2 separate regions of the Mus musculus genome follow, and region 2 is linked to region 1. Evidence: chromatin loops called from intact Hi-C (ENCODE). Cell type or tissue: left cerebral cortex. All regions are shown on one strand. Each heading gives the region's core, and the rest is flanking DNA. Links, peaks and the distances in the headings are about the cores only. Region 1 has its middle 32 kb from the start of Api5. Region 2 has its middle 180 kb from the start of Gm13794.

Region 1 (11,680 bases), core at 2,569-10,568:
GTGTCACGGGGGTTGGCTTTGGGATTTCAGCTTCTAAAAGGATAACCAATCCCCCAATTTCATGCTTGCTTTCTTTTATGAGAGCTGCCTTGGTCCTGGTGTCTCTTTGCAGCAATAAACAGTGATCAAGACAGTTTCCAAGTTACAAATGGTGGTAGAGGTCCACAAAGGTCCAGGGGGCAGAGAAGACAGAAGTCTCCCAACCCGATGGCCCCAATTTCTCATTGGAAGGTGTTAACAGATCCTATCTGATGGTGGCTGCCCTTACCAGTTCACACATTGCCAAAGAGCCTGTATTCTTTGCTAGGAGTACTATTAGTGGATTAAAAAAAATCAGACCTAGAGCACAACAAACAGTTAATCGTCAAGGAAGAGAGAACCTGTCCATGGCTACCTGTGGCTGGCAGTGTTGCAGGGTGGAGTTGGTGATGGTGGCAGCAGCGTCAGCCATGAATAGTGTTTTTTCTTGACTCAGTCTTGTCTTCCCTCCCCCGAGGGACCACATGGCATTAGGGACATCATTTCACATCCTAAGGCTAAGGCTTTTTCTTTTATAAAATGGAGACATTTGTGTTGCTTATCTTTATGTTTCGGTGACAAGAAAATGGTATCCATGTACTTAATGCAGGATCCTACATGCATTGAACATACACTACATTTTGGTGATTATAGTTATTAACTGCTTGCTAGTAATTTCAGTAGAATCTCCTAATGTATTTTAAAAACTTTCCTAATGTATCGTTTAAAAAGTTCCTTTAGATAGGGTTGCTCTATGTAAGTCACTCAGGATGGCCATGAGCTGCTCTGTAGTCTACCTAGGCTGTGAGGCAGGTGGATCCTAAGGACTTGATGGCCAGCCAGTTTAGCCGACACATGTCAGGTTGCCTAAAAAAAATCTGGATAGGAATAGAGGGAGACACCCAGTATGGATCTCTTACAAAAGCCCCAACCCTTTAAGTTAGCTCTGATTGGTGAACGCCTTACTCTGAGGTGAGTTGGTGGTCCCTCATTGGAGAAGATTTACATTTCCTAGGTCACCCTGAGTTGGATTTCAGCTTGTTTTCCTGGAACTAAGATGACCAAATGCACTCCAGTCCTTTATTCCCAAATCATTAGAATGGCACATTGGAGAGAAACCAGAAGGTTAGAAAGTAAGGCTAGCCCTTGGGCCCTGAGCTCAGAGTGGCTAGACCACACAGCTACTGTTCCTGACCTAGCCCCTGGGGCGCTGAGGATGAGACGCTGGATGAGGAGCTTGGCTGGGGTAGGTGAAGTTTAGGTGGGCAGAGCTGGATCTCGAAGCTTCATCTCCTGTGAGAGCCTCCTTCTTAGGTACCATGCAGCTTTGCAGAAAAGAGGAAAACTGCGCAGTGGGAGCGATGAGAAAGGCCATGGCGTGGTGAGCCAAAGGCAGTTTGGTTGGAGCTTTCTGTTTCCTAGCTGGGTTACCCCTATCCTTAAGCACCTCCAGGGCTTGAAGACTGGAATGATCCCACGCCTGGCCCCTGTCCGACTTCCACGTTTCACTCAGGATGCAGCCAGGTGTTTAGAAAGGCGCTTCTCTGTCACCACCCCCCCCCCCTTTCCTTTTTCTTTTTCTCGTGGGTCAGCCTCTAAAGGCTGCTGGGCCAGGATTAGAGAGTCTTCTTGGCAATAGGAAATTTACCCGTAATGAGATCTGACTCCCTCTTCTGGAGTGTCTGAAGACAGCTACAGTGTACTTACATATAATAAATAAATAAAAAAAATCTTAAAAAAAAATATTAAAAAAAAAAAAATAAAATCTGGTTCCTTTGTTTGTGTGATGCACTGTTCTTGTCAGACACTAGATGGCGCTCACCGTCTACTTTTGAGGGTCTGGTCGGTCGTCTCTGTAATAACACTGTTACGAATACCATTCGTTATTGAGAAGTCACTATGTGCTTAGGAAATTTCTACATTAACCACTTTACGTAGATTATCTCATTTAGTCTTTTCCGAAGTCCTTTAAGGTAGATTCTTGTTTGTTTAATTTACAAAAAGGTTAAGGATTAACAAAGCTAAGTTAGCGGATTTGAATCAGGATTTCAGCCTGGTTATTTGGATTTTTTTTTAATTAAATATTTTATTTTAGATTTATTTTATTTTATGTTTGTAGATGTTTTAGCCTGCATGCGTGTCTGTGCACCACTTGAATGTCTGGTGCTGATGAATGTCAGACCTGTATTTACAGATGGTTGTGAGCCACCGTGTGGGTGTTAGGAACTGAACTCAGGTCCTCTGGAAGAGCAGCAAGTGCTATTAATTGTTGAGCCATTTTTCTAGTCCCTGACTTTGGGGTTTTAAAACTCTGCCTTTGACCATCTCCTTTGTCATTATTTCTGTGGCTTGAGTATGTCTTTAGACTTTCATATTTTGGAAACTTAACCCACAAAGGCATATGCTAAGCAGAATTGAGTGTGAGACCTCTGGCTGGCGATTGGGTTGCGAGGTCTTTGTCTTCACGAATGGACCATGGCACTCATCGGAATTGGCAAAGGGATCAGTACATATCCTGTGGATGCTTGGCTACATAAATGGGCTTTGGTGTCAGCCACCTTCTTGCTATGCTAAGACCCAGAGAGAAAGCCCTGGCCAGATGCCAGAACTGTGCACTCTTGTGCTTGCTTGCCTCCAGACCCATGGCAGAAGCAAACTGCTTGTACTAATAACCTTTCTTATTGACGTCATAAAACGCATGGCAAAAGCAAGTTAAGGAAGAAAGAGAGGGAGGGCGGAGAGGAGGGAGAGGAGGGAGAGGAGGGGTGCGATGGTTAATGGCACCCGTGAGGAGTTATCCTGATTGGCTTAACTTAGCTAGGAAGATGCACCCTGAACTTTTGTGGCACCTTTCCTTGCTCCTGAGCCCTGGAAGGCGTGTGGGCGTCCATCACTCTCCAGTTCTGAACTGTGACTGGCTACCTCAGGCTTCTGCCACTAGGACGCCTCTGTAGTGAAGGGCTACTCTCAAACTGTGAGCCCAAATGAAGCCACTCCCCCTTAAGTTGGTTTTGTGAGAGTATTTTCTCAGAGTACCAGGAGAGTAAGCTCCCAGAGGGAACTGTGCCTCACAGTGGGAGATCTGGTGGGGGCATCGTGAGGTGGTCTCGCAGCAGAGAGAGATGAGTTCGGTGCTCAGTTAGCTTTCTCTTCTCTGTGGAGTGCAGAACCTCACCTAGCTCATGTTACTGGTAGCCCTCCCCCCGCCCCCCGCCCCATAGCCAGGGTGGATCTATCTTTGCTCTAGAAACCCTCTCAGAGACACCCCAGAGATACATATCCATGGTGATTGTAAAACCCATCGAATTAACCACAGCACCACAGTTTATAAATTACTCAGCCAATTATAGAAAACTGACTAGGCCAACTTCATAAGGGAGATGGTTGACCACTTGTTACATGCAAAGCCTTGTGCTAAGGGGTTTATAAAGCCTTCATTTAATACGTCTAAGACCCTATGAGATAAGTTCTACAATTCTTACCCATTTTAAAAGTGAGAAGATCGAGGGATGGAGGATTCAGATTACCACCACGTTAACAGCCAGTAACTACAGATGTGTACTTTCATAGCGCATCTCCTGAGACAGGACCAAAAGTGCCCATGTTGACCCACTTAGCTTTAGTGGGGCCTGAAAGTTCTGGACTTAGTCTAAGATTCTCCGTGAGTACCTTCTGCTTCACAGATGAGAGCTCTCAGTGAGCTTAGCCTGTTGGAGAAAGCCCAGGTTTTGGGTCAGCTCCAGACTCAAATTTGGCTCCACCCCGTCCTGGCTCAGTGTAACTTCAGCTAAGCCTCTCTCCAGCTCAGTTTCTCTGGGCATCTGCTCCTTTGGCTGGCAGAATACAGAGAGAGGTGGTTTCAACCCTGTAGTGCTGGTGTAAGTCCAGAGTCCAGGCACGGAGCAGCCCTTGAGAAACCACATTTCTCTTCCCCTCTCTCCTCTTCACTCATGTAATGCAAGGCCAGCCAAGGCTTTTGCAGAGTGGGTCCAGGACCCTGAAGATTGAGGGAATCATGTCTGAAGGTACTGAGAGAAGTTAATCAGCTTGTTTGTAGGCTTGCCCAACACCTCTGTCTGTCTAGACCTATGCCCACCAAAGAAGGTTTTGCCAGGGTAGAAATGCTCTTTATCTGTCTTGTCCAGTGTGATGGCCAAGACTCACATGTAGGTGTCAAGTACTTGAAATGTAGCCAGTGCGACAGGCTCAGCTTTCATTTAAGTCCTTTAAATTCAAATGGAGTGGCTGTTTGCTTCCATGCCAGAGCTCAGGGACACCAAAGCTTGAGCCCCAGAGCCTGGCACAGCTATGTCTTCAATCTTGTCATGTTGTTGTGAGTCTGGCTTACACAGCTTTCCCCTCCCCTCTCTCAGCCTTGACATTGTTCACTCTTAGGGCTGAGTGGATGATGTCAGTTCTTCATGCAAGTCTGTGTGCCTGCGCAAGAGGCCCTATGTCTTTGTAAGGAGGCACGGGGTCCGGGACAGCCAGATTCAGTCAGTTCCTAGCGTTTCAGGGGAGAAAGAGAGGAAGACAGCATCAAACAGAGAATCATTTCCAGAAGCAGTGAAGCCAGAACAACAGGGCTAAAAATACTCTGGGATACAGCACTACTACTTCAGCCACGTCCCAAGTTCTCTCTCTCTCTCCCTCTCCCTCTCCCTCTCCCTCTCCCTCTCCCTCTCCCTCTCCCTCTCTCTCTCTCTCTCTCTCTCTCTCTCTCTCTCTCTCTCTCTCTCTCTCTCTCTCTTTCTCTCTCTCCCTCTCTCTCTCTCTCTCTCTCTCTCTCTGAGTGTGTGTGTGCTCGTGTACGCACACACGTGCCTTCCAGGTCACATGTGAGCAGGTCAGAGGTACAACTTTCTGGAGTTGCTACCACATGGAACTCAGGGATAGAACTCAAATCATCTAGCGTGAAGATAAGTGCTTTTATCTGCAGAATCCATATTTTATTTTTCTTGTAGTGATTAGAATCAAGTCTTTAAAGAGGAAGGGCCCAAAGGTTGGGGAATCTGTAAAGACAGAGTCATTTTCCTCAAAGTAGATTCTGGGAGAAGGAGAGACCTCTGGGACTGGGAGATGGAGGGTCCTGATGCTCCTGAGGGAGGAGGGAGGATACAGACGTTGCCCTGGGGAGCTCGGAGCCTCCACTTAGGTCACTAGGTGTGAACTCAGATGCCACTTTGAAGGATTCTGGCTCTTTCCACCCCGTCTGCCGCAAGCCTAGCATGGATGCATAGTGACGTCAATAATGATAATAAACATTTGATTTACTGAGCCCATGGTGAGACACGGGGAATAAAAGGATTACATCATTTAATCCTTCCCAAGAGCTTGGAGTCATATGATCTTTGGTAACATTTTAAAAGCATTAACTATGTACCAAATTTTGCTCTAACTCTAAGACGTCATAATCTTCCCACGCGTTGGTCGCTGCTCTTCTTTTCATGAAAGATGTGACTTGGAGAGGTCGGGTAACCCACTCATAATCACAGGCTAGCGGGCAATGAGGGAAGGCAGGGTTAGAATCCCATAGAGTCTGGCTCCCAGATTCGGACTAACTATCCCCAGAATGAGAGATGACTACTTTCCATTTATACCTCGTTCATGGCATTTTGTTACCACAGGCGAGACAGGAAGGCAGCCCTGACCGGAAGGCAGTGCAATCCATAAAGAGGAAGAACCGCTTCTTCATCTTGCTGTTTAACATCGAGTTAACACTGAGGTGGCTCCCAAAATCAAGGTTGATGTTGCTTCAGAGATGACCGGCATTGGCCGGGGTGGGGGGTGGGGTATGGGAGAGAAGGGGATAGAAGGGCTGACTCCCCACTCTAGAGACTGTAGTTTCCCAAAAACCAGGGGTAATGGTCAGGTCTACACTTGCTTTTAGAATACTGCTGAAGTCCAGGCTTTCCAGCTGGGTGTGATGGCATATAGGATCCAGCACTCAGGATCCCTAGGTAAGAGGACCGACTCGAATTCAAGGTTAGCTTGGGCTATATAGTGAGATGTCTCAAAAAAAACCAACCAACCAAACAACAAAAAACAATAAACAAAAGTCAAGGGATGCGCTGAAATGGCTTGGTTGGGAAGTCCTTGCCGTTCAAGCTCGAGGCTCTGAGTTGGGATTGTGTGTGTAACCCCAGTACCGGAAGTGGGGTAGAGCCGACCAGGACTGCTCTCCAGAGCTCACAGGCTTGCCGCTCTAGGCAATCAGTGTGATCTGGGTTCACTGAGCGATCTTGTCTCAGAAACACGGCAGGGAGAGAGAAACTGAGGAATTTACCTGCCTTTGACGTCTGGGTTCTACATGATGTACACACAGATGCACCATCGTCCACCTGCACACACGGGGAGGACCCTCAACAACAAGTCCAGACCTTGGAAGCAAATAGATCCAGGGATCCATCCAGGCCTCAATCTACTACCTGGATGATCTTAAATTCTTTAAGTTTTGTAAGCTTCAGTTTCCCACACCTAAGATATGGTGACAAGAATCAAGTGCGGATAAAGAAACATCACTGTGTACATTAAGCCAGCACCATAGCTTCTGCCAAAGATGATAGTGAAGTAGGGGACAAATTAGATGATTTATCCTCCAGAGGTGAATTGTGAGACCAGAATATAGAGTGAACAGTCTTTCGTTCTTTGCAGTTCCACACGCCGTGGCTGTTTCCTCTCAGATTTAAGAGCAGGAGTCAATGGGCTGTTTTACTGTGGCCATCCCTATGCTTTTCTCTCATACGCCGCTAGGTGGCGACAAGTCTCCACCGTTGCTCTCTACCAGCCACTTATTCTTCTGGAGCTGGCTGTGTTGTGGACTGGGCCACTGGGAACCATTTAAGCTATGCAGACTGAGGGGGGACTCTTTGAGACAGCACTAAGAACCCCCAGGGCACAAATAGGCATCCGTTACCATCCCTCGAGGGACTTCCTCCATCCCCACCGCTGATGTTTGTCCCCAGGGCACAAACTGAGAAACAGAATTTATATTTATAATAAAAACCTCCTCCCCAATCCCAAACAAGGAAGGATACATCCTTTCTAATCCTCAGAGGGGACACGGCTCTAATGGCTGAGAAGTGAAGCACATCATGGCGGGGTAGCTCTGGTGTTACCTGCATGCTTCTATAAAGAGTGAACCTACAACGTGAGTGAGTATTGTGAGCCTCTTAAAACCAGACCTGGACCAGATGAGTCAGAATCTGCACCATCAACTGTCTCCACAGGGGCCTGCCGTTGTCATTAAAGCTTGGTAACTGTTCTTTGGCCTCAAGGAGGCAAGCGCTTCACACCAATTGGTATTTAACTCTCAAAGTCAATGGAGGTTAAATTAGCACTGGTGTCGTGTGTGTCATCAGAATTGTCACTCTGTCGGTTGGTTACCTGTCTTACAATCCTTTAGCTCACACCGCGGGTAGCTGAAGCTGAAGAATCGGGACTTGGAGGTATACAAGTATGTGAGATAGGAGGTGAGAAGTGAGCTCAGGTCTTCTCTGGCCACAGCGATCAGATTAACGGAAACACCAGCCAACACTTATTTAGTGTGTACCAGGTCCTCTAGTAGCTATGAAATGTATTCGTTTCTATAACCCTGTGGATGGCGACACGACATTGCTCCCATTTCACCAATGAGGAACTGAAGCCGGAGAGATGACCCACTGGTTTAGAAGGGTTTGCCCCTCCCCAACCCCGGAGGACCTGGGTTTGTTCCTGAGCATCTACAAGGTGGCTCATGACCATCTGCATCTCCATCTCCAGGGGTTGTCGAACCCTTCTGACTTCCTCGGACATCAAGCGTGCATATGCTGCACATGCACGAGTCAAACATAGAATAAGTAAATCTAAACCATGAAGACGCTGAGGAGCAGAGTCATCGAGCCAGCTGGTTAGGGCCACAGAGAAGTTGAGGAATGATTGTCCTCGAATTATGACCCCCATCCTGAGAGCTTAAATAGCAGTTCCCAGCCACAGCCCCTGTCTTCATACTGGGTGTCCTCTCATGTCCTGTCTTATTATACTGTCACTAGTCACATTGGTTAAGGGATCGCCATACTCCACGATGACCTCATCTAAATGTGCTAATTATGACTGATTTTCACATGTCAGTACATTCTTAGAAGTGGCTGGTTAGGATTTCAGCATATATTTTCTTGTGTATGTCTGCCTCTGTGTGATTATGCCTCTCTCTCTCTCTCTCTCTCTCTCTCTCTCTCTCTCTCTCTCTTGTTCTCATGTCAAAAATCTCATGTCAAAATCAGAAAAACACTGCCCTGAGTTACTAGACGACAGAGCCAGGGTTTGAACCCTGGCACGCGGGTTCTCCATCCATGTATCTAACCTCTATACTGCCTTTTGGATATAGGATAGGATTATCAGACATGATATTTTGACATGAGATTTTGACTTGAGATTTTGACATGAGACTTTGTAATGTTCTTTAGCTGCTCCCTGGAGCTCACATTACTAGGCTGTTGTAGACCAGGCTGGCCTTGAACTCGTGTCTCCCCTGCCTCTGCTTCTCAAGTGCTGAGATTACAGGCACATGCTACACCTGGGTGGATTGTCCTGATGTCTATAAACAGGTGTTTGTTTGTTTGCTCTTTTGTTTTTGTAGTAGAAGCTGTTTGGTCTCTGATCCCTTGACCTTCTGGCTCACTCATAGTTTAGAGCTCATATCTGTCACCATGGCCACTGGGCGTCACCTTGTAAGAGAAAACAACAGGCTGCTTCCCCCTTCCCAGTGTGCAGGCGAATGCCCACCTGTACCTGAGGCTGAGTTCTTGCTAAGCACTATCCCCCGTCCTCCCGTCCTCAGAGTTCTTTCCTGGAAGTCCAGCATCAATCAGCAGCTTACATCTGAGTTCCTGCCCTCTGATTCTGCATCTCCAGCACCTGACCATAGAGAAGGCCCAGGGTGAAGGTTCAGATCAGTGCTGTTGTTGACATGTCCACTCATCCAGGACTTTGCCTCCCCATCGTTTGGTACTGCCGATCTGTTTCAGTGTTCCTAGCATCTGCCCTCTACTGTCAATAATGACAAAGGTTTTCCCAGACACATCAGTGGTCTCTGGGGGTCATCTAGGATCGACCTTAGGAACCCAGCCTTCATCATCACTGGTTACCTCTGATAGGGCAGGAACGTCCCTCTCCCTTCTGTGATCACCCTGCTTTCTTTTGCTTCTTTTACACATCCGGGTTCTTAGTGATGCACTCTTAGTTGTTTGTGTGGGAAACCATGTACGTTTTATAGCAGATCTGGGTTGAGAAACTACTGCTGTCTCAGTCAAACATCTCCACCCTGTCTGACCCCAGTTTGTCAGGCTCTACCTTAGCCTCATTCATATTCTCTCCTTTCTCCATCAATGGCCACTTAGCAAGGTGTGTGTGTGTGTGTGTGTGTGTGTGTGTGTGTGTGTGTTTGTGTGTGTGTGTATATGTATATGGTTCTTAGATCAAGCCTCAAAACTTGTGACATAGAGAGGGACTCTTTGTGGTCATTGTTAATAAAGATCAATAAGGCAGGGAAACAAGGTCACTTCCTGTAGTCATGCAGTGGTTGAGGCTTACTTGAACTATAGGAACTACAGTTACCTTGGGGTGGAAGGTGACGCAAAGTAACTCTCCCAGTTCTTTGTGCAACTGAATTCTGTATAAAGACTCAAACCACGAAACATTGATTTTCACTGGTAAATAATGTCTTTCATAGCAGGTTTCCTTAGCCCTTCCCAGCAAGAGGAACCGACCTTTGAACTCCTTGAGTTCCTCCTGTCCAGCCAGGCCTAAGATTCCCTCAGATCTTTCCCTTTCTACCTGCCACCTGAAGCAGCCGTTAGTTACTTATGCTTCTGTTCCTCTGTTCCCATCGACAACTCTTCAAGCCCCAGGCAAGTTCCCGGGAAGACGCCATCATTGCTTCTGCTAGACAGGTCTCAGCTTCTAGCTCATTCAAGCTGATGCCACTCAAATTCTGATTCATTACAAAATTTGCATTTTTGAGCCTACACTCAGATTAAGGCATGTGACACTCTTGTTCATCTCAGATGCCGAGAGAGGGGTAGGGCTGTGTCATTTATCCTGGTTTATTTATAATGGTGCTAGGGAAGACTTCATTAATTAAGCTTCTAAAACAGCCCCACTCCCTTCCCCTTCCCAGGAGCCCAACCATTGATTAGAACTGGGTATTTTGAAATCAACACTTGATAGCAACCTGTGGTAGACACTGGATTCATAAAAAGAAAATTTGAGGGGAGGGCTGTCAAATTTTGTAGGAAAAGCTTTGTAAATGAAAACACCCACTTACCAATTACAACAATTCTCGTTATACATCCTTCTCTGGTCAGTCCTGTATCTTTTATCTTTGAAGGTGAGTGTTAGGCTTTTAAAGATTCATGAAGGGTGAAAATCTTACTATTCAATGCAAATTCAAGACAAAGTGGGACTGTTTTTTTTTTTTTTTTTTTTTTTTTTAAAGACAAAAGAAGAATAGGATTGAGGTCAGCAGACACTGGAGGCCTGCAGAGTTTTGAAACGGAAGCTGGGAGCTGCAGGAGGAGACAGGGATGAGGAGGCCTGAGATAATGATTGACATATCAGATGCTTGAAGGAGGCGGCCTCCGGGGACACTGAGGGACCCTTAAGGAGCATCTGAAATAAATCTATTTACTCTCACTGAGAAAGTTAAGCATGAGACGAGGAATACCTGTTATGGTTTCAGTACGAGATCCCCACAGTTGTGTATGGAGTATGATAACAATTTTTGGGTGAATTTCATAGAACAATTTTCATAGAATCTTAGGAGATGAGGCCTACATGAGAGTCACAGGGCTATGCCTGAGGGAGGGCCTGATGTTGTCCAAGAACCTCCTACTTTTCTCCCTTCACCTCTCTCTTTCCCTTCTTCTTTCTGCATGGACTGAGAAGCCTCTGCCACACTCAAGCCCTGATGCTCTGCCTCTCTATAGGCAGAATCAGTGAGGCCAATGGCTGTAGACTGAGCCCTCTGCAAATTAGAGATAAAACACATCCCTCTCTTGCATTATTCCTTTTTTTTCTGTTTTTTTGAGACAAGGTTTCTCTGTGTAGCCCTGGCTGTCCTGGAACTCACTCTGTAGACCAGGCTGACCTCAAACTCAGAAATCCACCTGCCTCTGCCTCCCAAGTGCTGGGATTAAAGGCATGCACCATCACTGCCTGGCTTCTTGCATTATTCTTGTGTGCTTTGGTGGTTGAAAAATAGTTAGCATAAACCCTAATGTGGAAAAAATGTGTACATGATGCCAATTTGTGGAAGATATGACTCATTCTTTATTCTGGAGTAGTGATGATCTAAACTAAAGTAAACTAATTTTCATTGCTGTTGTGGCTTGAATGTGAACTGTTTCCGCATCTTCCCAGGTTTCTGTGCTTGGAGATTTGGTCCTCAGCTGGTAGTTAGTAAAATCTTTAGTAAATGGAGCTTTATGGGAGTAACTGGGGTGGACCTTGAAGTCTACAGCTATGCTGTGGCAGTTTGAATATCAATGGCCCCAATAGATTCATATGCTTGAATGCTTGGTCCATAGGAAGTGGCACTGTTAGGACATATGGCCTTATTGAAGTAGGTGTGGCTTTGCTGGAGGAATTGTGTCACTAGGGGATAGAATGTTAGGTTTTAGAAGTT
Region 2 (11,680 bases), core at 1,373-9,372, 740 kb after region 1:
CAACCATCAGACTGAGCTGAGGAACCCCAGTGGGGAGCTGGCAGAAGGACTGGAGGAGCTGAGGGGGACTGCAACCCCATTAAAAGAATAACATCAGCTGGCTTGACCACCCAGTGCTTCTTGGGACTAGACCACCAACCAAGGAGTGTACAGTGAGGAATTCATGGCTCCAGATATATATGTAACAGAGGATGGCCTTGTCTGACATCAATGGGAGGGGAATCCCTTGGTCTTGTGGAGGTTTGATGCCCCAACGCATGGGGATGCTGGAGCAGTGCGATGGGAGAGGGTGGATGGGTGGGGAAGCCCCCTCATAGAGGCAAAGAGGAGGGAGAAGAGGACAGATGTGGGACGGGGGTTTGTGGAAGGGTAACCAGGAAGTGGGGTATCATTTGAGATGTAAATGAATGGAATGATTAATAAAAGAGGGGGGTTCAATTTAAATATTTGAATATACTTTCAATGAATTCAAGTGACCTAAAAGGCATTAAAGACCTTGCTCTTATTACCACTATTCCTTGGTGGTCTGACTGAGACACTCTGTCATGATGCTGTTTCGCGAAGCTATACAGTTACAGATACTATACAGAAAGAGCCAGCCACTCAAAATTTTGTTTGAATGTTGAGTCTTATTACCATACAGATATCAAGAACAGGAAGCCTTATCATTTAAAAAACGAGACATTCTAGGAGAGAGAAGATTAGTTCTCTGAAAGTTTAAAGTGGGTTTCAATCCAAGAACATAAATAGGCTTGATTCTTTGTGATACATAGAAGGTATAGTTGGGGTAAGTTTGCCATGTATGACCAGGGCCTTGTGTAGATTGAATATCCTGCTTGTGACACATGCGATCACATCTATCACTAGTCACAAACTGGAGTTAGTGTTTGATACACACACTATTGAATTATCTTACCTCTTCAGGTACAAGTGGCTTCTGTAACTTTTACAACCAATATACAATGACAAAGGTCTCTATATTTCTTACTTTCTCGATGTGACAAATAATAAACCTAATAATAACCTGATAAAATGAAGGGGAGACTGATCCCAGCTCAGGGTGCAGGAGTGTGCTGCAGCTGCTCGAATGGCATTCACACATAGGAAGCACAGACACACCACTCTGGGGCTCAGTTCATGGTCTCTTCTTTATGCAGTCCAGGACAACTGCCCATGAAATGATGGATCCTATATTTAGGCTGTCTTTACATATAAGTTTACTCACTCTAGAAACTTCCTATAAGACATGATCAGAGGTTTATCTCCTTGGTGATTTTAGATCCTGTAAGTGGACAATTAATAGTAACTGTCACAGTCTATTTTAAAACCGCTTCTATGCTTATGTTATATTGATAAGATTCCATCTCAGCACATTCATCCTAGATGTTTGACGAAGTGAGCATGCTAGAAAAGCCCACATGGATTCTAACAATTGCAGGTAGTATCCAACATTGATGGCCATCCTCATCAAAGGATAAAAAGAAACCAGAGCCTGCCTTTTGTCTACAGGGAAATAAATATTGCAAAAATCATGAATCACTGTAAAAGTAGAGTCCATTCCAGTAGAGGTTTTGGGTAAGAATATAGCTTTCTCAACATATGGAGATATCCTTAAAATTATGAATGCTTTGGTACTCTCGGACTCAAAACATTTAACATGTGATATAATAAAAAGTGTTACTTGACTCGAGCCCCGGGCTTCCTTGCCAGCGGAGTTGCCTGACACCCGCAAGGGCCCACACAGGATTCCCCACGGGATCCTAAGACCTCTGGTGAGTGGAACACAGCGCTGGCCCCAATCCAATCGCGCGGAACCTGAGACTGCGGTACATAGGGAAGCAGACTACCCGGGCCTGACCCGGGGCAAAAGCCCCTTCTGCTCCACTCGAGCCCCGGGCTTCCTTGCCAGCGGAGTTGCCTGACTCGCGCAAGGGCCCACACAGGATTCCCCACGGGATCCTAAGACCTCTAGTGAGTGAAACACAACTTCTGCCAGGAGTCCGGTTCGAACACCAGATATCTGGGTACCTTCCCTGCAAGAAGAGAGCTTGCCTGCAGAGAATACTCTACCCACTGAAACTAAGGAGAGTGCTACCCTCCCAGGTCTGCTTATAGAGGCTAACAGAGTCACCTGAAGAACAAGCTCTTAACAGAGACAACTATAACAGCTAGCTTCAGAGACTACCAGATGGCGAAAGGCAAACATAAGAATCCTACTAACAGAAATCAAGACCACTCACCATCATCAGAACTACTACTGAAGGATCCAGCAATACCTCTCCTGGGCATATATCCAGAAGATGCCCCAACTGGTAAGAAGGACACATGCTCCACTATGTTCATAGAAGCCTTATTTATAATAGCCAGAAGCTGGAAAGAACCCAGATGCCCCTCAACAGAGGAATGGATACAGAAAATGTGGTACATCTACACAATGGAGTACTACTCAGCTATTAAAAAGAATGAATTTATGAAATTCCTAGCCAAATGGATGGACCTGGAGGGCATCATCCTGAGTGAGGTAACACATTCACAAAGGAACTCACACAATATGTACTCACTGATAAGTGGATATTAGCCCCAAACCTAGGATTCCCAAGATATAAGGTACAATTTTCTAAACACATGAAACTCAAGAAGAATGAAGACTGAAGTGTGGACACTATGCCCCTCCTTAGAATTGGGAACAAAACACCCATGGAAGGAGTTACAGAGACAAAGTTTGGAGCTGAGATGAAAGGATGGACCATGTAGAGACTGCCATATCCAGGGATCCACCCCATAATCAGCATCCAAACGCTGACACCATTGCATACCCTAGCAAGATTTCATCGAAAGGACCCAGATGAGGCTATCTCTTGTGAGACTATTCCGGGGCCTAGCAAACACAGAAGTGGATGCTCACAGCCAGCTAATAGATGGATCACAGGGCTCCCAATGGAGGAGCTAGAGAAAGTAGCCAAGGAGCTAAAGGGATCTGCAACCCTATAGGTGGAACAACATTATGAACTAACCAGTACCCCGGAGCTCTTGACTCTAGCTGCATATGTATCAAAAGATGGCCTAGTCGGCCATCACTGGACAGAGAGGCCCACTGGAAATGCAAACTTTGTATGCCCCAGTACAGGGGAACGCCAGGGCCAAAAGGGGGGAGTGGGTGTGTAGGGGAGTGGGGGTGGGTGGGTATGGGGGACTTTTGGTATAGCACTGGAAATGTAAATGAGCTAAATACCTAATAAAAAATGGAAAAAAATTGAAAAAAAAAGTGTTACTTAAAGTTGTTCTGAACTTTGTGGTAGTCTACTATGCAATAATAGAAACTTTCATTCATTCACTCTGGACAATTTGTCTGCACCAGTTTCCTCACAATTACTTTTCAGTTAATATTATGTCACCCTCATGGAGTTCTGTATAGTTGCTTTTTAAGAATCTGTTCAAATTTTACTGGCTTGATCTTGTGTAGGTCTTGTTCAGGTAGCCACTCATTCCAGCCTCTTGTTCTAATATTCTCTCTGCCTCCTCTTCTGTGATGCAACATGAACTGTGGCGGGGAGGAGTGGTTTAAAAAAAAATATATCATTTAGAGTTTGAAGCAAAAGAGGTCCCATCCTTATCCTCTGAGAAGCTATTGGCAGTTGATGGCAACTGGTGGAGGGATTGTCATTTTTCTTTAGGGATGAGACCAGCTGTGCATAGACCAGTGAGTAGCCTCACGTCCATGCACATATGCACAATTCTGTTTGGAGTGGGGTATACAATGAATAAAAAGAATACGAAATTGGGATGAGTATATGGGGAAGTTAAGGAAGAAAATAAATAGGTAGATGTGAACACAATACGTTATATACTTGTAGGAAATTCTCAAAGAATATACAGAAATAAAAAATAATCACCCAGTTCCTTCACCACTGTGGTAGGCTTGGATGTTACAAAATCTTAAAACATTTTGCCAAGACTTTGAGGCTGAGAAATGACCCTGGATTAGTGTCCACAGGAAGACCAATAGAATCAACCAACCTGGACCTTGGGTCTCTCAGAGAGCGCTCTCACCACCAAAGAACATACACAGGCTGGATCTAGGCCTCCCCACTCATATGTAGCAGATGTGCAGCTTGGTCTTCATGTGTGTCCTGAACAACTGGAGTGGGGCTATACCAAAAGTTGTTGCTTGTACATATATTCTTCTAGCTGGGTTGCCTTGTCTGGCCTCAGTGGGAGAGGATGTGCCTAGTCTCACAGAGATTTGACTTGCCAGGGAAGGAGGATACTCAAACAGGTCCCCACCCTCTCAAAGGAGAATGGGAGGGAGAATAGGGGAAGGATTGTAGAAGGGGTGGACCAGGAGGGGAGCAGTGAGCATGATGTAAAGTGAATAAATAAATAAATAATAACTATAACAACAAAATAATAATTAGAATGGCTCACAGTTGTTGGGAGAGATTTTTGTTTTGTTTTGGGTCAGTACTTTTTTTTCTAGAACACTTTTCACAAATAACATCAAATAATACAGTAATATTATAAAATGAATGACATCATTTCTCCCACTACATCTAGGGAAGAACTTACAGACTTGGAGTAACTTATAAGAAAGACCCCAGACAGTCAAGTTCACATATGGAACTCAAGACTACGGTGATGTTTATTCTAATCAGGTTTTATTTCCTGGAGAACTTACCTCTTCTGATGGGACTTTAGCTTTTCTGATTTTACAACATGCCTTTTTTTTTTTTAAATCTATTTTCAGGACTACCATATCTGCAATAAATCTAAGTTTCCTGTATTTGTGATAATCTATTATCTACAATCTACTAAAGTAACAAAAATCTAGTCTATGGAACTTGTGTTTTCTTAAATCAAGCACAAATGTATTTTCATTATGATGTATTGAAGATCTCCAGAAAAACAAAAACAAAAAACAAAAAAACCTATTCAATTTTTCCCTGGAGTACTATTTATGCATGCATCTTTCCTCAAGCCTTTAAGATATGATATACCCAAAGAAAAATCATGAAACAGAAGTAAAAAGACAGTTTTTTTTATAAGAATTATTGAAGGAGACCACCCAGAACCAGAAAATTAGGAGAGATTAATTTTTTATGCCTGAGCTGGAGATCTATTTGTTAAGCAGTATTAATGTAGGGCAGTGAGCTAGCTTTTGCATGCCTGTGAAGCAATACATCTCTTAGTTTACCCCTTTTGTAATTAATTCAGGCCTTAATTGTATTAGGTAAGGGGTGGAGAATTTAAAAAGCAGGCTTAAATGAATCTGGGAGCATGAATTTATTACTGTGGTAGAAGAGCCTCTTCCCTGCCTCTCTGTCTGCTTCAGAGTTTCCTATGGGCCATAAATCACAGGCTGGACTTGTTCCCTAGGCTGATAACAATGCTCGCAATTGATTGGTGGGCTCATAAAGCTCTCAGCTTACGATTTCCATCCTTGCCCATGATTCGGTATGCCTATCTTCCAATGAACTAATAGACTTCTCCCGTCCTGGTCTTGTGGTGAATTCTATTTTAGACTCACAGATCATGTGTGAGTTTTTCTACAGTGTTTCTGAAATGAACCACATGAAGGAACTTGCTGCTTCAGTTTTAATACAAGGCAATAATAAAGAATTGAGTTCACCCAGATCCTCTAAGGTCTTCTATTATACAAACTGTCACCCAACACCCACTTCCTGCCTCCCTCTCTGTCCTGTACTGTGTCCTTAGATGCTCCCTGCTTATTTGTGCTGTTTTGCCTGTGGGCCTGGGCAAGCTGAAGGGCCTGTGAGTTCACAGTCCTTCTTTGCTTTCCACCCATGCACTGGGTTTTAATTAATGTCTGAGTGAAGCATGAATATGAAAGTTCATTTATTTTCTTTCACTTCAGGGTATGTGTACAGGGAAAAGGGCAAAGAAGTAAAACTTATGCTTCAGTCATAATATGAGGATCACCCTGAAGCTGGGACTTGTTTTGAAGACCCCTGAGGATTGCCATTCCACCCCTAAAACTTCTCTTCTTCCTTCCCTTTAGTTTCTTCTGGGAAGCACATATGTGTGTCTCACTGTTCTCTTCTGAAGTCGCTCCACCAACACCTTTCATACACCACCACCTTTCCCTGAGCCTACCCCAAAGCCCACCCCCATTCAGTGATCTATCTCAAAGCAACCTTCCCGACAATAACAGAACATGACATTGGCCTACATAACTTAACCCCAGTTTCCCAAGTACCTGATAAAGGTTACATCTCTAAATTGAAGAAGAGTCACATGACCCTGACCTCTATCCACCCCATTTGTGATCCATGTAGCAGGCTGATGTGAAGAATCAAGAACTTCTTCATGCAGAACTGATTTACTGGTAAGCATGTTTGAATTGTTACCTCCTCTACATATGCTGTAAGAATTTAGACAAGTTGCTTAATTTTGCTAAGGATTAGCTTTCTGTTTTCTAAATACATGGAAATTAATATCTGTTTCTAATATCTGGAACTAATTTCTGTGACTAATACTTGTTTAAAATGAGGATAGAACAATGTGAAGTGGGATTGCTTTATAATTGTGAAGGATTAGAGGAAAGAACGTGTGCTTTGGATACGGATTCAGCATCTGTAACAATGTAGCTTCAGGTGATGGGCTCATTTTGGAGCAATGCTGGCTTCTGTCAAATGGGAACAGCAGTGCATCTTCATGTTGGCAATGGGAAGAAATGAACAGGTGAAGCTTTCATTCCTGCACAAACATTAGCTGCATCCAGTATCTGGTAGGTACATTGTCAGTGCTACTGGGGAGAAGTTCTATAGGCCAATGTCATGTTCTGTTATTGTCTGGAAGGTTGCTTTGAGATAGATCACTGAATGGGGGTGGGCTTTGGGGTAGGCTCAGGGAAAGGTGGTGGTGTATGAAAAGTGTTGGTGGAGCGACTTCAGAAGAGAACAGTGAGACATGCATATATGCTTCCCAGAAGAAACTAAAGGGAAGGAAGAAGAGAATTTTTAGGGGTGGAGTGTCAATTCTCAGGGGTCTTCAAAACAAATTCCAGCTTCCGGGTAACACCCATGTTTACCCTCAGCTTTAAGTAGGCACTTAGAAATAATTTAGAATTCTTTGTGCTGTTTTCCAGACTACTTGCTAAAAGAGAGAGGGGGGAGATAGAAGAAACAGGGAAGAAGAGGGTAAAGGGAGACAGAGGGAAAGATATGGGGCGATAGATTGTTTATGTGTGCATGGGTGTATGTGTGCACTTGTGTATGTGTGTATGCAGCATATTCACTGCATACTCTCAGTAAATATTTATTTGCTTTTATCAGTTATTACCCTTTCATCTTTACTGTATTTTATGTATAATTTATTTCCAAACAATGTCAAAAACCTTATGCAAACACCTTGTTTATTCCCATCTTTTTCCTGTTGACTTAGCTCTGTATTTTATATGGCTTATTTCTGTCACCAACTTCTTTTAAGTTCTATTTTATAAAAACAAACATTAAAGGAGAAAAGTGTGTGTGTGTGTGTGTGTGTGTGTGTGTGTGTGTGTGTGTGTGTGTGTATCTGCTTCCAACTATCAATCAGAAGCCGTGTTCATTGTTCAGTACAGCATATTTGGGCATCAGATTCCAGTGATCAAGATTTTAAGGTGGTGACCCAAAAGACCCTCCATGGTTACTTTGCAAGTAGAAACATCCATAGAAGAGAAGTGCATGTTGGGGACCAAAGCACAGAACTATGTAAATCAGATCCAGAGCTTTCCCATTAGCCTCCCCATTGAGACCTGGGGAGATGTAAAATTCCTGTAGGAAGAATTTTTAAATATTAAAGTTGTTATTCACAGTACATTTGTATAATTTATTTCTTCTCCCCTCTTGCCAAATGTTCAGAATCTCTAAAAATGCTGCTTTGGTTTAGTTAAAAAGCTGGCCCTCTGTTATTTCCTGACCCTGTCAACTTTCTTACAAAGTGCACAGACCCAAAGGAGAAAACTGGATCTTTGCATCATCATAACTGAAAACCTGTGGGCTTTTTACATGTTCCTTGTTGCATACCTGGGGAAATTGTCCTTTAGCTTTACTTTTTTTTTTTTTTAATCAGAAAAATCTGAATAACAGCTATCTGGAATATCTTGTGGAGAAGATGAGGATTTATAATATTAGCAAATCATTTAATTTAGAGACACACCTATCTAGTCTCCTGACATAATTGCCTCAACAGTAAGAATACCAAGCCTTCCTCAAATTAAGGAGTTATATGGTCCTTTGTGGGAGGATGCTGATGGTACCTTTCCAAGTGTGATGTGCTGTTTGGGGGAAGTTCAAAAGAGCATCTTGGAAAGGATAGATTTTTATGGTGGGTAAATAAAATAACCAGTACCATGATAGGTTAATTTATTGTGTGACAATTGTTAGAAGTTTAAGGAAATTCAATGCCAGCTACTTCCAACTCCTGCAGTCGTACAGGAGACAGTAGAGAATGCTACTGCACACTGCTGTGTTCCTGTGATATGGGACCTAAGTAAATCATCTCTGTTGGAAATGCACTTGAGGAAGGTGGTCCTTAAAGAGTATCCCTCTTGTGTCAATCATGCTAACATTATGCTGAACCCATCTGCACAGAGGAAGGAAGCTCCTTGCCCTGAGTATCTTTTGTGGGGGATCACCGCAATGCCTTACAACATTATATTATTTAACTCTTATTTTTGCAGGAAAACAATGTTCAACTAGACAGGTTCTGCACTGTACATTTTGCTCTGATCATTACTGTTCCCTCTGCCTTTCAACATGATGGCTGTGATGGCCAGCTTTGATTGCCAACGTGATGAAATAGAGAATAACCAGGAAAAAGATCCTCAATGAAGGATGTTCTCCAATGGATTGGCCTACGAGTGTCTCTTTGGATTAATTTAATTAGGTTAACTGATGTGGGAAGACTCAGATTATTTTAGGTGGCACCACTCCCTAGCAAGGGCCCTGACCTGTATAAGAGCTGAGAAGTCCAGTTGAGCACAAGCAAGCAAGGAAGCATGCATGTGTTCATTTCTCTCTGCTCTTGACTATAGATAGGATCAACTCCTTAAAGTTCCTGCTCCCTTGACTGCTACACACAATAGATTATAACCTGGAATTGTGAGTACAAGTAAATTGTTTAGTTCCCAAGTTGATTTTTGTCAGGTTATTTTTTTCACAATAACACAAATGAAATTTAAAAAAAAATCTTGTCCATACCACTGATTTTCCTCCTGTTACTAGGGTATTCTGGCTTCTGATTCCAGTCTCTCTTCTTTAGAGAAGAGCATTGTTAGAAAAAAGAAAGACAATATAGTGCTGGGAAGAGAATTGTATCTCCTTTATCTGTGTGGTCTTCCAATGTCTGTCCATGCCCTGCTCATTTTGTCTAAAAGTCCCCTTTGTTACTCTTTTGTTTCTTTTCTGTTTTTTTTAAATGATATATTTTCTTTATTTACATTTCAAAAGTTATCACCTTTCCTGGTTTTCCCTCCGAAAACCTCCTATCCTATCCCCAAATGGAGACAGTATCCAAATTAACAAAATCAGAAATGAAAAGGGAGAGATAACAATAGAAACTGAGGAAATTAAAAAAAAAAATCAGATCCTATTACAAAAGCCTAAACTCAACACAATCTGGATGAAACTGACAATTTTCTAGGCAGATACCAGGTACCAAAGTTAAATCAGGATCAGAGAAACCATCTAAACAGTCTCATAACTCCTAAAGAAATAGAAGCAGTCATTAAAATTCTCCCAGCCAAAAAAGCCCAGGATCAGATGGTTTTAGTGTAGAATTATATCAGACCTTCAAAGAAGACCTAATACCAATACTCTCTAAACTATTCCACAAAATAGAAACAGAAGGAACACTATCCGATTCGTTCTATGAAGCCACAATTACACTGATACCAAAACTACACAAAGACCCAGTAAAGAAAGAGAGCTTCAGAACAATTTCCCTCATGAATATCGATGCAAAAATACTCAGTAAAATTCTTGCAAACCTAATCGAAGAACACATTCAAAATGATCATCCATCATGATCAAGTAGGCTTCATCCCAGGGATGCAGGGATTGGTCCATATACAGAAATCTATCATCATAATCCATTACATCAACAAACTCAAAGGGAAAAAAAAACACATGATCATTTCATTAGATACTGAAAAAGTATTTGAGAAAATTCAACAACCTTTCTTGTTAAAAGTCTTGGAAAGATCAGGAATTCAAGGCCCATACCTAAACTTAGTAAAAGTAATATACAGCAAACCTGTAGCCAACATCAAACTAAATGGAGAGAAACTTAAAGCAACCCCAGTAATGTCAGGGGTTAGACAAGAATATACTCTTTTGTTGGTGAGCAGAGGGAGGGAGGAGGGGATAGGGGTTTTCATAGGGGAGACCAGGAAAGGGGGTAACATTTGAAATGTAAATAAAGAAAATATCTAATAAAAAATTAAAAAAGAAAATAAAAAGAAACTGTGACGGAACCTGGATAAGAGAAGGGCAGCGTTTAGGATGTAAGTAAATAAAATAATTAATTAATCAAAAAAGAAAGCAAAAGTTATAAAGGAATGAAACGTGATGGTGGTTGCTTTCTTGCTTAATTTTCATTACATTTCATAGCTCTTGGAGGGGCTTATTTGCAGTGATCCGTATTATTATCTTTCCTATTAAATTCTAAGGTATTTGAAAATAAGCAATGATATACATTTTTCTTCCTTCCTCCCTCCCTCCCTCCCTCCCTCCCTCCCTCCCTCCCTTCCTCCCTCCCTTCCTTCCTTCTTTTCTTTCTTTCTTTCTTCTTGCTTCTTTCTTTTTTTTTTCCATTTTTTATTAGGTATTTAACTCATTTACATTTCCAATGCTATACCAAAAGTCCCCCATATCCACCCACCCCCACTCCCCTGCCCACCCACTCCCCCTTTTTGGCCCTGGGGTTCACCTGTACTGGGGCATATAAAGTTTGCAAGTCCAATGGGCCTCTCTGTCCAGTGATGGCCGACTAGGCCATCTTTTGATACATATGCAGCTAGAGTCAAGAGCTCCGGGGTACTGGTTAGTTCATAATGTTGTTCCACCTATAGGGTTGCAGATCCCTTTAGCTCCTTGGCTACTTTCTCTAGCTCCTCCATTGGGAGCCCTATGATCCATCCATTAGCTGACTGTGAGCATCCACTTCTGTGTTTGCTAGGCCCCGGCATAGTCTCACAAGAGACAGCTACATCTGGGTCCTTTCAATAAAATCTTGCTAGTGTATGCAATGGTGTCAGCGTTTGGATGCTGATTATGGGGTGGATCCCTGGATATGGCAGTCTCTACATGGTCCATCCTTTCATCTCAGCTCCAAACTTTGTCTCTGTAACTCCTTCCATGGGTGTTTTGTTCCCAAATCTAAGGAGGGGCATAGTGTCCACACTTCAGTCTTCATTCTTCTTGAGTTTCATGTGTTTAGCAAATTATATCTTATATCTTGGGTATCCTAGGTTTGGGGCTAATATCCACTTATCAGTGAATATATATTGTGTGAGTTTCTTTGTGAATGTGTTACCTCACTCAGGATGATGCCCTCCAGGTCCATCCATTTGGCTAGGAATTTCATAAATTCATTCTTTTTAATAGCTGAGTAGTACTCCATTGTGTAGATGTACCACATTTTCTGTATCCATTCCTCTGTTGAGGGGCATCTAGGTTCT

The links. Hi-C counts contacts between places; a loop is a spot of excess contacts. Peaks named below come from ENCODE experiments on the same cell type or tissue, not always from the same donor. Only the 100,000 strongest peaks of a DNase experiment are listed, where the experiment ranks them.
Region 2: a loop joins it to region 1, with 4 times the contacts of the local background. A loop is called at or near these places in 2 of 42 quality-filtered maps.

Annotation. Positions count from the first base shown.
Region 1 is chr2:94,464,149-94,475,828 of GRCm38, forward strand. No RefSeq gene overlaps it. Among named protein-coding and RNA genes, the nearest start is that of Api5, 32 kb to the left of the region's middle. In left cerebral cortex, for the core only: a CTCF peak has its summit at 6,757 (motif pointing right); DNase peaks (open chromatin) are centred at 3,786 and 6,773.
Region 2 is chr2:95,205,042-95,216,721 of GRCm38, forward strand. No RefSeq gene overlaps it. Among named protein-coding and RNA genes, the nearest start is that of Gm13794, 180 kb to the right of the region's middle. In left cerebral cortex, for the core only: no CTCF peak of the experiment used is centred there; a DNase peak (open chromatin) is centred at 5,586.